Linked DNA regions of Homo sapiens: region 1 is linked to region 2. Evidence: chromatin loops called from intact Hi-C (ENCODE). Cell type or tissue: mammary epithelial cell. All regions are shown on one strand.

The links. Peaks named below come from ENCODE experiments on the same cell type or tissue, not always from the same donor. Only the 100,000 strongest peaks of a DNase experiment are listed, where the experiment ranks them.
Region 1: a loop joins it to region 2, with 5 times the contacts of the local background. A loop is called at or near these places in 6 of 110 quality-filtered maps.

Annotation. Positions count from the first base shown.
Region 1 is chr16:67,002,718-67,010,717 of GRCh38, reverse strand. It overlaps CES4A (carboxylesterase 4A), which reads right to left. Exons shown (of 14, transcript NM_001364782.1): 6 at 7,544-7,648; 7 at 7,358-7,462; 8 at 7,165-7,203; 9 at 6,494-6,634; 10 at 5,845-5,925; 11 at 5,325-5,478; 12 at 4,199-4,327; 13 at 3,901-3,973; 14 at 301-1,744. The coding sequence ends at 1,576. Among named protein-coding and RNA genes, the nearest start is that of CES4A, 18 kb to the right of the region's middle. In mammary epithelial cell, no CTCF peak of the experiment used is centred here; no DNase peak of the experiment used is centred here.
Region 2 is chr16:66,891,915-66,899,914 of GRCh38, reverse strand. It overlaps LOC124903700 (a long non-coding RNA gene), which reads right to left and starts at 7,557. Exons shown (of 2, transcript XR_007065089.1): 1 at 7,264-7,557; 2 at 2,901-4,920. LOC107984821 (a long non-coding RNA gene) reads left to right here. Exons shown (of 3, transcript XR_001752244.2): 3 at 1-226. RefSeq lists an enhancer at 1-807. In mammary epithelial cell, a CTCF peak has its summit at 4,546 (motif pointing left); a DNase peak (open chromatin) is centred at 4,534; H3K27ac peaks cover 2,031 bases.

The sequences.
Region 1 (8,000 bases), 110 kb before region 2:
TTGGGAGGCCGAGGTGGGTGGATCACGAGGTCAGGAGATCGAGACCGTCCTCGCTAACATGGTGAAACCCCGTCTACTAAAAGTACAAAAAAAAAAACATTAGCTGGGTGTTGTGGCGGGCACCTGTGGTCCCAGCTATTCGAGAGGCTGAGGCAGGAGAATGGCGTGAACCCGGGAGGCAGAGATCACAGTGAGCCGAGAACGTGCCACTGCACTCCAGCCTGGGCGACAGAGCGAGACTCCATCTCAAAAAAAAAAAAAAAAAAAAAACCACAAAAAACAAAACAAAAAACAAAAATAGTTAAAATGGTAAAATTTGTCGTGTGTATTTTACCACCAAAAAGCCCACAGTGGCCAGGCATGGTGGCTCATGCCTGTAATTCCAGCACTTCAGCAGGCTGAGACGGGTGGATTACCTGAGGTCAGGAGTTTGAGACCAGCCTGGCTGACATGATGAAACCCTATCTCTACTAAAAATACAAAAATAAGCCGGGCATGGTGGTGGGCATCTGTAATCTCAGCTACTTGGGAGGCTGAGGCAGGAGAATCGCTTGAACTCGGGAGACTGAGGCTGCAGTGAGCTGAGATTTCATCATTGCACTCCAGCCTGGGTGACAAGAGCAAAACTCCGTCTCAAAAAAAAAAAAAAAAACCCCACAAAACAACGAAACAAAACTGTGGGACAGGCTGGGATACACACGGGCTGCAGGAGAGGCCAGAGGAATCTAGATGTGGCACTAAGACCTAAACTGATGGACAAGTGAGCGTGGGGTGTGGCTGTCCTGAGGGGTGCACTTGAGACCATGAAGGCAAAAGGCAAGTGTTTTGTACCCCAGGCAACTTTGCAGTAGCACCCTTTGACTGAGTGTAGCATCCAGGCACAGCCCACTAAGGAACAGGCAGCAATACTTCCTTTCTCTCAGGGCTCAAATTGAGACATCATTCACTTCACACACCCATTTTATAGGTGGAGAAATTCAGGTCTAATCAACACTTCTTTATTGAAGAGACCACCCCTGTGTATAGACTTTGGAGTGGCCCTGGGGGAGATAAGTGTGGGTGGGAGAGAAGATCCCAAACTACCAAAAGTTTGCTCCATGTCACAACCTGCCCTAGGCCTCCAGGCCAATGTGAACAGACAGGCACAAGGTTGAGCAGGATGGATGGTAAATGCCAAGCTGGGTGCAGTGACAGGGGCAGTGGCAGTCTGGGTCGACCTCCCATAAGAAGGAGTCACAAGGAGACATTGAAGGGTGGGAGGATTTGAAGAAGGGAAAAAAAGAGGTTGTCCTGAGGCTGGAGAGCTGAGCACAGTGTGGTGTTGACAGGGCCTGGCCTAACTGGATGTCAACAGTGAAGTAGAGGGGCATCATGGGATGTCAGGCTGGAAAGGGCAGTGCAGGTCCCACACAACAGGCAAAAGCTCTAGCTTTGGCCTGGAGGCAGCAGGGAGCTCCTGCAGTTCTAAACTGGGGTGGGTAGAACTCTTGTCCCCAGGTATGTCCATGGCTAGTCTCCCCAGGGCCTGGATGGTGGGGGCAAACCCCTCTTTGGCTCCTTCCTGCATAGCCACCCTTAGAATTGCCTCTGCTTCTCAGGTCTTTGAGACTGGTACAGACTCATCCAAAAAGCCATCTTCTTCTCCTTGAGCTTCATGCCCACTCTTGTGGTAAAATCCAGCTGCAGGTACTTTTCATCCTTGTTGTAGCGTGGCCAGCAGGGCAGATTCCCATCATTGGGGTTTCTGCCCAGAAATAAAAAAGAGAGGATTACCTGTGTTCCTTTTCATCCTGCTTCTTTCTTTCACCCTTCCCTCGTTTAATTTGCCCTTGGGACTTGGGGTTCCAGAGGGCTTTACGGAGATGATACTTAGAACTTTAATAAAGAGTAGGAAAGTGTGTATTGGGGTGGGCCTTCCAGGCAGAGCAAACAGTATGTGCCAGGTTGAGAGATATAAAAGACCAAGGCTTTTGGAGGAAGCACAAGTCAAGAGTTAGGTAAAAACAGAGTGTGTGTGTGGCCAGGCCTGGTGGCTCATGCCTGTAATCCCAGCACTTTGGGAGGCTGAGGTGGGCGGATCACGAGGTCAGGAGATCGAGACCATCCTGGCTAACATGGTGAAACCCTGTCTCTACTAAATATACAAAAAAAAAGCCGGGCGAGGTGGCGGGTGCCTGTAGTCCCAGCTACTCGGGAGGCTGAGGCAGGAGAATAGCATGAACCTGGGAGGTGGAGATTGCAGTGAGCCGAGATCGCGCCACTGCACTCCAGCCTGGGTGACAGAGCGAGACTGTCTCAAAAACAAACACAAAAACAAAAAAAAAAGAGAGTGTGTGAAAGGGATCAAAGTGGAAAGGAGATGACATAGGAAAGATTTTGAAAGGCCTTTCACGCAAGGTTGAGGAGCTGGGACTTTATCTTGGAGGCAGAGAGAAGCCATGAAGAGTTTTAAACAGGAGAGTGACTTGGTCAGATGTTATTTCAGAAAGACCCCTTGGGCTGGGTATGGTGGCTAACACCTGTAAGACCAACACTTTGGGAGGCATAGGTGAGAAAATTGCTTGAGCCCGGGAGTTGGAGACCAGTCTGGGCAAAATAGCAAGACTTCATCTCTACAAAAAATACAAAAATTAGGCTAGGCGTGGTGGCTCACACCTGTAATCCCAGCACTTTGGGAGCCCGAGGCGGGCAGATCACAAGGTCAGGAGATCGAGACCATCCTGGCTAACATGGTGAAACCTCGTCTCTACTAAAGATACAAAAAAATTAGCCAGGCATGGTGGCAGGCACCTGTAGTCCCAGCTACTCGGTAGGCTGAGGCAGGAGAATGGCATAAACCCGGGAAGCAGAGCTTGCAGTGAGCTGAGATTGCACCACTGCTCTCCAGCCTGGGTGACAGAGCGAGACTCTGTCTCAAAAAAAAAAAAAAATTAGACGGGCATGGTGGTATGTGTCTGTAGTCCCAGCTACTTGGGAGGCTGAAGTGAGAGGACTGCTTGAGCCTGGGAGGTCAAGGCTGCAGTGAGCTGTGATTGCACCACTACACTCTAGCCTGGGCAGCAGAGTGAGACCATGTCTCAAAAAAATTTAAAAAAAAAAAGAAGAAGAAAGACACTTTGAGTGTCATAAGGAGGATGATTTGAAAGGAGAGAGGCCAGGCGCAGTGACTCATGCCTGTAATCCCAGCACTTTCAGAGGCCGAGGTGGGTGGATAGCTTGAGGTTAGGAATTCAAGACCAGCCTGGCCAACGTGAAACCCCACCTCTACAAAAATACAAAAATTAGCCAGGCGTGGTGGCCTGTAATCCCAACTCCTCAGGAGGCCGAGGTGGGAGAATCGCTTGAACCTGGGAGGCGGAGATTGCAGTGAGCTGGGATTGCGCCACTGCACTCCAGTCTGGGTGACAGAGCGAGACTTTAAGAAAATAGTCACAAGGCTAGCCAAAGCTCTCTTTACATGTCACCTGCCCCCTAGGCTGGGCCAGACACCTCCTCTATGCTCTCAAAGTGCCTTGTGCTCCCCCAGTACAGCTCTCAGCGTACCAGATTGTAATTTCCTGATTTTATGTGGTGAGCTGCTGGAGGATGGGGCTCATGTCTGCAACATCCTTGAATTCCAGCTCCCAGTACTGGGGCTGGGCCCAAAAGAGTGCAGTGGTGAATGACTGTGGAATGCTTGAGTGAATGAAGAGTGTGGGTCATGGATCAAGAAGGACACATTCTAGAGACGTTTAGGATCCGGTGACTGACTGAGGAAAGCTGAAGAAGAAGGGGCACCCTGTTTGGGCCGACTGGGCAGTTCCTGTAGGACATGCTGGGGCAAATATCCGAAGCAGCTGGCTTCTTCAGGTCCAGCACTGGGCAGGTAGAATGCCCAGATGTGCTGGGGGGCAGACTCACCCTGTGCGGGCAAAGTTGGCCCAGTATTTCATCATCTGGAGGCTAAGTGCCTTCTCCTTACCCATGGAAAGGCCTGGGGGCAGAATGGGATGTGGGATTTCGGACAGAGCAGGGGACACTGACCTCCCACCCTACTCCTGCTGCTTCTGCTGCTTCCGGAGCAGAAGACTTTCATTTGGGAGAGCATAACAGATTAGGAACTGGTGAGCTCCCTGTGGCCAGCCAATGGAGGGGTGGGTCTGCATCCAGAGGTGGGAGACTGGACACCCAGTTGGGGTATCAGGTGGGACCTTTGCACCTGTGGCGAAGGGGCCCCCAAAGAGGAAGTACATCTCATCCCCATGGTCTGCCCCATCAGTGCGGGGTTTGACGATTATTCCACGAGCGTGGTGCTCAAATTCATACAGGTAGACAGGGAGGCCGGCATCTGTGAATAGGGAAACTGAGGAGGGATGCAGGAAAAGCCTCTGCCTAGGCTTCTCATCCACCCCATGCCTCCCACTCACCTGCACCAAGCAGGAAAAAGAGCTTTGGCTTCAGAATCAAGGGGGCAGACTTGAATCCTGTCTGCACTACTCATTCACTGTGTGACCTAAAGCAAGTTGCTCTACCTTTCTGAATTGTATCAATAATTCCTTATCTTCAGACTGAGAATACTAAAACCTAATTCACAGGATTGTGGCCAGGATCATGGAAGCCTTCCTTTTCCCTGTTCTGAACCTTCCTTTCTTGGCCTCATATTGAAGGGTCTTTGGTGTCTGCATTTTCCAGCCCCCCCCCCTTTAACCTGTTACCCACATGTTCCCCTAGCCCCAGTCAGCCTGAACTTTCAAGGTGCCCCTAAGCCTGTCCTCTCAGCCAGGAAGCCTTCCCTGACCACCCCAGGCTTCTCCTCTGGACTGTTTGAGGTCCTGCCCTTGTTCCTAAGGAAGAACAGTTCCTCTCTTATACTTTTTTTGTTTTTTTTTTGAGATGGAGTCTCGCTCTGTTGCCCAGGCTGGAGTGCAGTGGTGTGATGTCGGCTCACTGCAACCTCCCCCTCCCAGGTTCAAGCGATTCTCCTGCGTCAGCCTACTGAGTAGCTGGGACTATAGGCATGCGCCACTACAGCTGGCTAATTTTTTTGTACTTTTAGTAGAGATGGGTTTTCACCATGTTGGTGAGGCTGGTCTAGAACTCCTGGCCTCAAATGATCCACCCACTTCGGCTTCCCAAAGTGCTGGGATTACAGGTGTGAGCCACCGTGCCTGGCCCCTTCCTCTCTTGTAGTTGATAGCATGCTGCCTCCTCTGTGATATCTTAGAATCCTATACTAGCCCAGAAGTACAGAGAGGGTAGGGGAGCAGTCGATAAGCCCAGTTGGTAAACAGCACACCTGGAGAGTGGACGGGGCCAGTGTGGCCACTCTTGGGGACCCTGCATACCTCGGTGGTAGTGAGCAGTCTGCAGTGTGGCATACACGAAAGTGGCATCTTGAACTATGTCCATCATACGGTTTCGTAGCATCTTCCAGTCATGCTCATTGACATTGTCCAGGTACTCCTCCACCACAAGTGGTACCTGCTCCTTGGTGATATTCTGAGTGAGGAGGCCACACTTACCTGAGGCCTGGGTGCCAGCTGGGCCAGAGGTGGGCCCACCAGTGACTTGGATCCATGCTCAGCCCCCCAGGAGTTTTTGGCCTGGGAGGGGGAGAAAGGGAGCTTCCTGGGAAAGTTTCTGTCTCTGCTGATTGTAACCCCTGATTTTGCTGCATAACTGCCCCTGTGACCCTGAGCACCTTACCTGTAAGCAGTCATCTGATCCCACAGCAAACCCCAGACCCTCCAAGAAAGATCCTTACCCTGGCTGGGAGCCCCTTTGCAAAGAGCAGCTACTAGGTTAAAAAAAACAGGGGGGTCAACCCTGTCCGAACTGAGCACCCCTGCCAGCTGGGTCCCTCACCAACAGGGTGCGGGTACTCCAGAGCATCTTAGTGATGGTTTCCTTTCTCATCGCCTGCCGGTTTAGCGGGAACTTCATGATCTGTTCACAAGACAAGGACCCCAGTGTGGGTCAGGCCTGAGCATTAGGAGGGATTCTGGCCAGAGCTACAAAGGCCCCAAAGGTCTTGCCCATCTAATGATGAGTTATCAGACACAGCACACAGCCCAGGAAGGGCCCATGACTCTCTCTTGTCCCCCTGCTCCCATCCTGCTCATCACTACCACCTGGGCCAGAGCTGAAGTGGTACTGAGTGGGGGTCCATCCTGAGTTGGGGCATCTACCCTGACCCAGGAGCAAGGGAGGGCTTCAGGATTTGCAGTTGCCTAGAGGCTTGGGAATGAACATCATAACCCATCTAAACTATGATCTGAGAATTTGTGGTCCTCAAATCTCCAGCAGGCCATACTTCTCCCTTCTTCCCCTCCATCATTCATGGCCAGTTTTCACTGTACAGGGACTACAGGAGGCTCCCAAACATAGGGCATCCACAGAGGGGCTACTGGCATCTGACCTGGTGCCCAGCACCGTCCAAGAGGCATCCTTCCCTGCCTCCACTATGGTACTCACTTACGTAAGGCAAGAGCCAATTGAACTCCTACTCACTTACATAAGGCAAGAGCCAATTGAATTCCAGGTTGTTGACACCTAGAAGGTAGGGCACAGATGAAACCTTCCCCTGGGTCAGGAGCACCAAAGGGTCATCTGGGATCACCACACCATCCACCACAGGGCTCATGGACCAGATAATCTACAAGGCAAAGGGCATTTCCAGCCAGTCTCCTCAAGTATCCTCCCAGGGTCCCTGCAACCTTGGGTGCCCCTTCAGAGGCTGCTCTAGCCTAGGTTCTTTGATTGGGAAAAGGCTGGGGCTGGCATGGTGAGCCCCAGGAGGATGGGTGTGGGAGGGGAGCAGGATAGGCAGGACCAAATTACGTGGACTTGGGATGGCCGCGGGTATCTGTATAGCTCACTCCTTCACCTCTTGAAAATCTTTGCTAAATTTCACTTCACTGAGTCCTGTTCTAGCCATTCTATTTAAAAGTCCATACCTCCCAAAATGTCCAACCCCTTTACCCTCTCCATTCCTTGCTATTCACCTATCACCTTCTAAGGAGGTGGATAATATATTTATTTATAGGGTTTATTCTCCTTCCCCACTGGAACATCAGCTCCACTAGGGAAGGGATCTTGGCCTGAACAATTCCCTAAGTATCCCAAGTGCCTGGCACAAAGTAGGTGTTAAATAAATACTCAAATTGCAGAATGTGGCCTGTTTACCTCTTCCGGGTCTCTCTGGAAGTTCAGTTGGAGGAATCTCTATGGGGGAGAGGAAGGGATCAGAGTTAAAGGAAGTCTCCCTCGTGTGCTCTTGAGACAGGGTCCCTGGGGAAGTAGTTGGGGGTGGCTGGGTACCAGGATAGGAGGATGGCCCTCAGGCAGCCAGGTCAGGCAGCTGGAATGTTCTACCTACCATCTTGTTGGACACACGCATCACCTTGGTCCCTGATAGTGCCCTCAGGCAGTTTACCAGGATCTGTGTGCTGTTGTGGTTGCATCCAGCCAGGTGGGCAACCTTCTATAGAGAGAAGAAAGGATGCTCAGTGGTGCTTCCATCCTGCCCTTCCATGCTGAGCCCTGGGGAAGGAGAGGCACTCACCTTGGCCACTTTCAGTGGGTTACTAGTGATGAAAAGTCTGAATAACGCGGTGCCACTCTGGGAAATGGCCCGATGGAAGAGACCCGAGGCTAGGGGTGACATCATCTGCAAGAACAGGGAGGAATACACCCGTGAGATGCCCAAGTAGAGACACCTGGGCTGTTCTGGGCATCTGTCTGGCCATGGGCAGGCAGCCTGAGTGAAGCCAGGAAGGGCAAGTAGCTGGGAGGGAGTCAGGAGTCCTGGGGTGATGTCCTAGACCTAAAGCCAGTGGTATTCCTGCCTCTGGTCTGTACAGTGGGCCCCAGTGGGTTCCAGAGGGGATGTGAGATTGGGGGAGGGAATCTGCTGGTGTGGAAAAGTGGTCTCCCTCTACTTTAGGGCTAGAAATGAGGGGTAGGTGGAAGGGACCTCATGGTTTCCCCAGGTTGTTACCTGTGCTGACAGCTGTTAGCCT
Region 2 (8,000 bases):
TGAGGAGGACATGTAAACAGTGTCCAGTTTCTCTTTCTTACAAACACCAGTGCCATAACCATTTTTGTTCAAATCCTCTTACGCAATTGCCTCTCTCTCTCTCTCCCTTTCTCTCTTTCTCTCTCCCTCTCTCTATTTCTCACTCAGTTGAGATAAATTCTGCCTGGTAGCAGGTGGGAGGGCAGGCCTCACTGTGTGCCTGAGTAGTTCTGGGCCCTTCCCCAAGCCAGAGGTGCCAGGCCCAGGGCAGAGGCCAGTCCAGGGCCACAGGGTCAGGACAGTGGACAGGCTATGGTCTGCTGGACTCTGCCTGCTCGAGGCGGGCTCCCCAAGCTTCCACCTGCTCTTGCCCACCCCCAGCCCCAAGGACTAGGCTGGCCTGGACACAGGGAAAGGCCATATACAGGGTATCACATGACCCATGCGTGCACACAGCCCCCAATCCCAGGCATAGGCAGAGGTCCCAGCCTCAGGGTGGGGCCCCCACACTCCGTCCAATTCACATCTTGCCTAGTGCTCCCCAGCTCTTGCTAGAATGCTTCCATAGACCAACAGCTCACTCTCCCTCCTAAGTTGCTGCCCGGCCTTTGGGGAGCAGGTGGAGCACATGCTTCTTATCAAATCAATACCTATTCGGTAGAATCACATGATTGCTGAGGAAGGTTTGGATTCAGACACCAGGGTTTCAAACTCGACTCTGCATTTACTATTTTTGTGACCTTGGGCACAACCTTTTACATGCCCAGGCTCAGTTTCTTCATCTGTAAAATGGGTTAATAATACTTGATCATAGGGTTGCATGAAGATTAAATGAGATAATACATGTAAAGTGCTCAGCAAGGCTCACAGATGTGACCTAGTTTATGATCACAAATTATCACAAATTGAGTCCCTACTATGTCCAGTTAACAGAGAGACTCCCTCACTGGAAGCAACTCAGAGTGGCTGAAGCACAGAAGTGGTAGAGGTATGAGATGGGGTTGAAGAGTGGGCAGGGCCAGGTCACACTCAGCCTTGCACATCATGAAGGGATTGTGACATTTTTCTGACTCCTTGGAAGCAGGGGAGGATGGTGGGAGGCAGAAATGGGAGGATGTCACTGAAAGCTTTTATTATTTTTTTTAATGATTTGTTTGTTTGTTTGTTTGTTTGTTTTAGAGACAGGTCTCTATTGCTCAGGCTGGAGTGCAGTGGCATGATCATAGCTCACTGTAACCTCAAACTCCTGGGTTCAAGCGATCCTTCTGCCTCAGCCTCCCAAGTGGCTGGAACTACAGGGGTGTGCGACCACTCCTGGCTCATTTTGTTCAACATTATTTTGTTACAACATTGATGAAGAAAAAAATCTATTTCTGGCTGGGGCTACTGTCTGTGTGGAGTCTGTAGAGGACTTTCTCTGGGTACTCTGGTTTCTTCCCCCATCCCAAAGATGTGCATGTTAGATTAACTAGCTTGTCTGCATGCTCCCAGTCTGCATGAGTGTGAGTGTACTCAAGGCAATGGCATCCTGTCTAGGCCTGGTTCCCGCCTGGCGCCCTGAGCTGCTGGGATAGGCTCCAGCCATCCATGACCTTGAACTGGAATAACTGGATAAATAATTCTATTACTTGTTTTTATTAATCTTTCTTTCTTTCTTTTTTTTTTTTTTTTTTGAGATGGAGTTTCACTCTTGTTGCCCACGCTGGAGTGCAATGACACAATCTTGGCTCACTGCAACCTCCGCCTCCTGGATTCAAGAAATTCTCCTGCCTCAGCCTCCTGAGCAGCTGGGATTACAGGTGCCCACCACCAAGCCCGGCTAATTTTTGTATTTTTAGGAGAGACAGGGTTTCGCCATGTTGGCCAGGCTGGTCTCAAATCCCTGACCTCAGGTGATCCACCTTCCCCAGCCTCCCAAAGTGCTGGGATTACAGGTGTGAGCCACCACACCTGGCCTTGTTTCTATTAGTCTTTCTTACACGTGTTTCAATGTTTAATATGAGAAGCATTTGGGTCTTTATTTAGAAGTCTGATGATATTTCTATCACCAGAAATATGCTGTAGGAACTTAACTCTTGTTTATGTCAATTAGCCTATGACAAAATTGGTTTCCTTGTATGTCATTTTGCTTAAAGCTGCAATTTCCAAGAACTACATTAAGTGAGGACATTATATAAAGACTTACTATATTCTATTAGTTGTTGTCAGGCCTCTGAGCTCAAGCTAAGCCATCATATCCCTTGTGACCTGCACCTATACATCCAGATGGCCTGGAGCAACTGAAGATCCACAAAAGAAGTGAAAATAGCCTTAACTGATGACATTCCACCATTGTGATTTGTTTCTTCCCCACCCTAACTGATCAATGTACTTTGTAATCTCCCCCACCCTTAAGAAGGTTCTTTGTAATTCTCCCCACCCTTGAGAAGGTACTTTGTGAGATCCACTCCCTGCCTGCCAAACATTGCTCCTAACTCCACCGTCTATCCCCAAACCTATAAGAGCTAATGATAATCCCACCACCCTTGCTGACTCCTTTTTCGGACTCAGCCCGCCTTGAGTCCAAAATAAATAAACAGCCTTGTTGCTCACACAAAACCTGTTTGGTGGACTCTCTTCACATGGACGTGCGTGAGACAGTTATAAGCAAGACTCTAAGGCCAGCCCAGATTCAAGAGGAGAGGAATTAGACCCCACTCCTTGATGGAAAGAGTGTCAAGGAATTTGTGGTTATCCTTAAAACCATAACAGGGCCAGCTGGAGCAACATGGCGAAACCTCATCTCCACAAAAAATACAAAAATTAGCCAGGTGATGGTGCACGCCTGTAGCCCCAGCTACTCGGAAGGCTGAGGTGGGAGGATCACCTGAGCCAGGGGAAGTTTGTCTCACGTGTCCGTGTGAAGAGACCACCAAACAGGCTTTGTGTGAGCAACAAGGCTGTTTATTTCACCTGGGTGCAAGTGGGCTGAGTCCGAAAAGAGAGTCAGCAAAGAAAGGGTGGTGGATTAATCATTAGTTCTTACAGGTTTTGGGATAGGCGGTGGAGTTAGGAGCAACGTTTGGCAGGCAGGGAGTGGATCTCACAAAGTACCTTCTCAAGGGTGGGGAGAATTACAAAGAACATTCTTAAGGGTGGGGCAGATTACAAAGTACATTGATCAGTTAGGGTGGGGCAGAAACAAATCACAATGGTGGAATGTCATCAGTTAAGGCTATTTTCACTTCTTCTGTGGATCTTCAGTTGCTTCAGGTGATCTGGATGTATACGTGCAGGTCACAAGGGATATGATGGCTTAGCTTGGGCTTAGAGGCCGGACATTGTTGAGGCTACAGTGAGCCATGATCCTGCCACTGCACTCCAGTCTGGGCAACAGAGTGAGACTCTGTCTCAAAACAAAAAGCCCATAGCAAGAAGCAAAAGTTGGAGGGTTCTCGGCTCCATCCCAGGGATAACCAGGGCACAGGCCCAATGCTTGCAAGAGGTGACTTCAGCTTGTGAGGAAAGACAAGGATCTCTTTCTCTTTTCCCACTCTTTCCTCCCTAACATTTTAAATGCATGTGCAAGTGCCTACTTCATACCAGGCACTGGGCTGATCCCTGGGGACTCAGAGGAGAGTCAGAGGAGGTCCCTGGTGCCGCCAAGAGGGCAGACAGACTGACAGACATTGGCAAGCTATCTGAGGAGATGTGATGGAGGTCCCAGTGCCATGGGAACTGGAGACAGGAGCTGGTACTGCCTGGAAAGCCAGGAAGTCTTCCCAGGGCAGGGGATGCTTCAGCAGAGTCATGCTGAGTCGCAGGAACAAGACAGGTGGAGGTGGATGGTGCAGTGGTAGGTGTTCCAGCGGAGGGAACAGCAAGGCCAAAGGCCTGGCATGTTCTAGGAACATGTGACAGCCATGCCCACCCTGCTGGGAACAGATGGAGGAGGCTGGAGAGGCCACCCTGGGGAGAGGGAGTCTGAGCTTTCCTCCTTAGGGTGAGGGGGAGCCATGGTTCGGAGCAAAGGAGTGACATGGTCACGATGACTGTGGTGTAGTGGGTGGAACTGACTAGACGGACAGCCGTCATTTGGGGCAGTGGAAGATAAAGGTGGTGTAGTCCATTATTGGAACTGGGACAGGGGAGGACAGATGGGAATGGCCCCCCGGGCTGCTGGAAGAGTGGTTGTGGGGACTGGCTGTAGGGAATGGGGTAGGGAGGATGGGGGTCAGAGGCATGGGGTGGTCCACAGAGGAGAACAGCCATGCGGGGGAAGATGGTCAAGGTGGCAGCCACTCCCCCACCATCTGGAGCTCACTGCCTGGCTCTGGCTTCTCCTGGGACCCCAGCAGTTCCTTCCCTACAAGACAGGGCTGGGTGACCACAGGACCGGCCCTTCCTCCACCCACACTTGTTCCCAGCCCCAAAGACATCCCAAGTCCCAGGAGGCTTTCCAAAGGTGCTCCAAGCTGCAGTCGCCAGGAGACCCAGCTTGGGCTGGGGACAGGCCTCAGGCCGCATCTCATGAACATTTTCCTCCAACGGCACTCAGCTGATGCCAGTGTGGTCAGATGGCGACATCTAGAGGCAACTTCTGCTTCATGCTGCCTCACTCACAGAACCCCACAGCCAAAGGCTCCCCACTGGTGTTCTCATCATGCCACCCTCAGGATTTAGTAACCAAGACACCAGTCAGAGCTTGGAAGAGCTTCTCCACCCCTTCATGCCAAAGCCCAGTACAGGGCTGGCAAGGTCCCTGGGACCCCAAGTGAACCGTGGACACTCTCCCCTTCCACAGGCCCAGGAGCATGCTGGCTGGTTGACAACCTTCCCCACACCATCCCTTCACTGCTTCGTTTCAGAGGAAGGGATTCTAGCAGCTCAGCCAACTCTCCGCTCATACAGCAATGTCCTCACCTCCGCCTCACCATCCGGGATCATCCTGTGTCCAGGGCCCTGAGTGAGAACACAGAATGGCCCTCACCTTTCTGTAGTGTTCCCCTTTTTCTGTTTTTGTTTGTTTGTTTTGTCTTGTTTTGTTTTGGAGACAGGAACTCATTCTGTCACCCAAGCTGCAGTGCAGTGGTGCGATCATCTCTCTTTGCAGCCTTGACCTCCCGGGCTCAAGCGATCCTCACACTTCAGCCTCCCAAGTAGCTGGGACCACAGGCATGCACTACTACACCTGGCTATGTAGTGTTCTTTTTTTGGCGAATTGTTCATTTCCATCCACCCACACCCAAAGCCCCTCTGGTACTGGACACTCCTCACCAACTTTCCTTGCTTTTCACAGCCATGCAGCCACTCACTGTTTGCCTCCTTCTCTCTCACCTGCTCCTCCCTGAATTGTCTATCCACCACACCATCAGTCCTCCCATCCTTCCTCACTCATTCCACAGGCAGCCTGTGCACCCCCAGGGCAGGACAGGGGACCAGGACTGTAGCCACAGGGGTGGGGATGAGGAGGAGGCAAACGAGGAAACAAGAATACCCAAAAGCCCTGGTATCAACATGCAGGGAAAGTGGGGGACTGAGGCAGGACTTTCTGCTTTGCCCCCTCCCTACCTCTATGCTGATGAAGAGCCAGCCATGCCTCCAGCCCTTCCTGAGGCCACCACATGATCTTGCTTATTTTCCCATTCCAGGAGGTCACCTGCAGGGCTCCTCCCACCTAGCCACAATGGCTAGTCCCGCTGCCTCCACAGTGGCCCTGCAGCCCCATCCCAGACCCACTGCACGGGGTCACAAGCTTGTGCAGGGTGGACAGAGCAGTAGCTCATGGCAGACATTCCTTCTGTTCATCTGTTGCAGGGAAAATGGGGTGAGGCATGGGAGGGGTTCCCAGAATCCCAGAAAGGCAGAAGGAGTTGAGATCTGAGACAGAGTAGGCTTTGGAGACTCCCTCCACAGACCACTCTCCCAGGGGCTAGGTTAATGGGCCTGCTTTGGGAAGCTGGGGCAGGTGAATCACCTGAGGTCAGGAGTTCGAGACCAGCCTGGCCAACATGGTGAAACCTCATCTCTACTAAAATACAAAAATTAGCCAGGTGTGGCTGCACATGCCTGTAGTCCCAGCCACTCGGGAGGCTGAGGCACAAGAATCACTTGAACCCAGGAGGTGGAAGTTGCAGTGAGCCAAGATCACGTCACTACACTCCAGCCTGGGTGACAGAGTGAGACTCTGTCTCAAAAAAAGAAAAAATGAAAAAAAAAAAAAAAAAAAGAAAAAGAACTGGGGCTGGACACGGTGGCTCACATCTGTAATCCCAGCACTTTGAGAGCCTGAGGCAGGAGGATCACTTGAGGCCAGGAGTTCAAGGCTGTAGTGAGCCATGACTGCACCACTGCACTCCAGCCTGGGCAATAGAGCAAGACCCTGCTAAAAAAAAAAAAAAAATATATATACATATATATATATATATATATATATATATATATACACACATATATATCAGAACTGGAGCCCAGGCCTCCACAGCCCCGCTCCCCCACTCCACCCTCCCTCCCACTTCCTGCCTTGCTCCTCCCAGCTAGATGATTTCCCAGATCAAGGCTGCTTGCTGGTAGAGAAAGTCAGGGGCCAATGGAGCAAAGATATTTGGACCCACAGACATCAGTAAAGGTTCATCCATCCCAGAGAGCTGATTGGAGCACTGGCCACCAACAATTCAGAGGATCACTAAGCTGGGGACCATTTAAGGGCATTTAGTAGCATCAAGTAAAATGGAAACAGAAACTCTAGAGATGGGCCAGGCATGGAGGCTCACACATGGAATCCTAGCACTTTGGGAGGCCGAGGCAAGAGGGTCGCTTGAGGCCAAGAGTTTGAGACCAGCCTGGATGACATGGCAAAACCCCATCTCTACAAAATACAAAAAAAATTAGCTGGGCATGGTGGCACATACTTGTAGTTTCAGCTATTCTGGAGGCTGAGGTGGGAGGATGGTTTGAGCCCAGGAGGCAGAGGTTGCAGTAAGAAGATATCATGCCATTGCACTCCAGCCTGGGTGACAGAGCCAGATCCTATCTCAAAAAAAACGAATAAACAAACAAACCTATAGAGATGAAAGGCAAAAAATAAGTCTATAAGTTTAATTCCTCCCCGCTCTATTTAAAGAGCTCAAACAGCTCAATTTAAAAATTTTAATTCTGGCCAGATGCGGTGGCTCAAGCCTGTAATCCCAGCACTTTGGGAGGCTGAGGTGGCAGATCACCTGAGGTCAGGAGTTTGAGACCAGCCTGACCAACATGGAGAAACCCCATCTCTACTAAAAATTAGCCAGGCATGGTGGCGCATACCTGTAATCCGAGCTACTCAGGAGGCTGAGGCAGGAGAATCGCTTGAACCCGGGAGACGGAGGTTGTGGTGAGCTGAGATCGTGCCATTGCACTCCACCCTGAGCAAGAAGAGCAAAATTCCATCTCAAAAAAAAAAAAAAAATTTAATTCTCCCTGTGTTCCCTTTATCATGTTCTAAAATGATGGGACATTGGCATGTGTATAAGTTAAATATATGTAGCTTTACTCATAAGAGCGAAAGCATTATCAGAGTCCACAGAGCTATTTTATTATTACTACTATTATTATTATTATTATTATTTATTATTTTTGAGACTGAGTCTCGCTCTGTCGCCCAGGCTGGAGTGCAGTGGCATCATCTCAGCTCACTACAACCTCTGCCTCGTGGGTTCAAGCAATTCTTCTGCCTTAGCCTCCCAAGTAGCTGGAATTACAGTTGTGTGCCACCACACCCATTTAATTTTTGTATTTTTAGCAGAGACAGGGTTTCACCATGTTATCCTGGCTGCTCTCGAACTTCTGACCTCAGGTGATCTGCTCACCTTGGCCTCTCAAAGTGCTGGGATTACAGGCATGAGCCACAGCACCCAGTCTTATTTTATTATTATTATTTTTGAGACAAGGTCTCGCTTGGCCGCACAGGCTGAAGTGGAGTGGTACAATCATGGCTCACTGAAGACTCCACCTCCTGGGCTCAAGCAACCTTCCCATCTCAGTCCCCCAAGTAGCTGGGACTA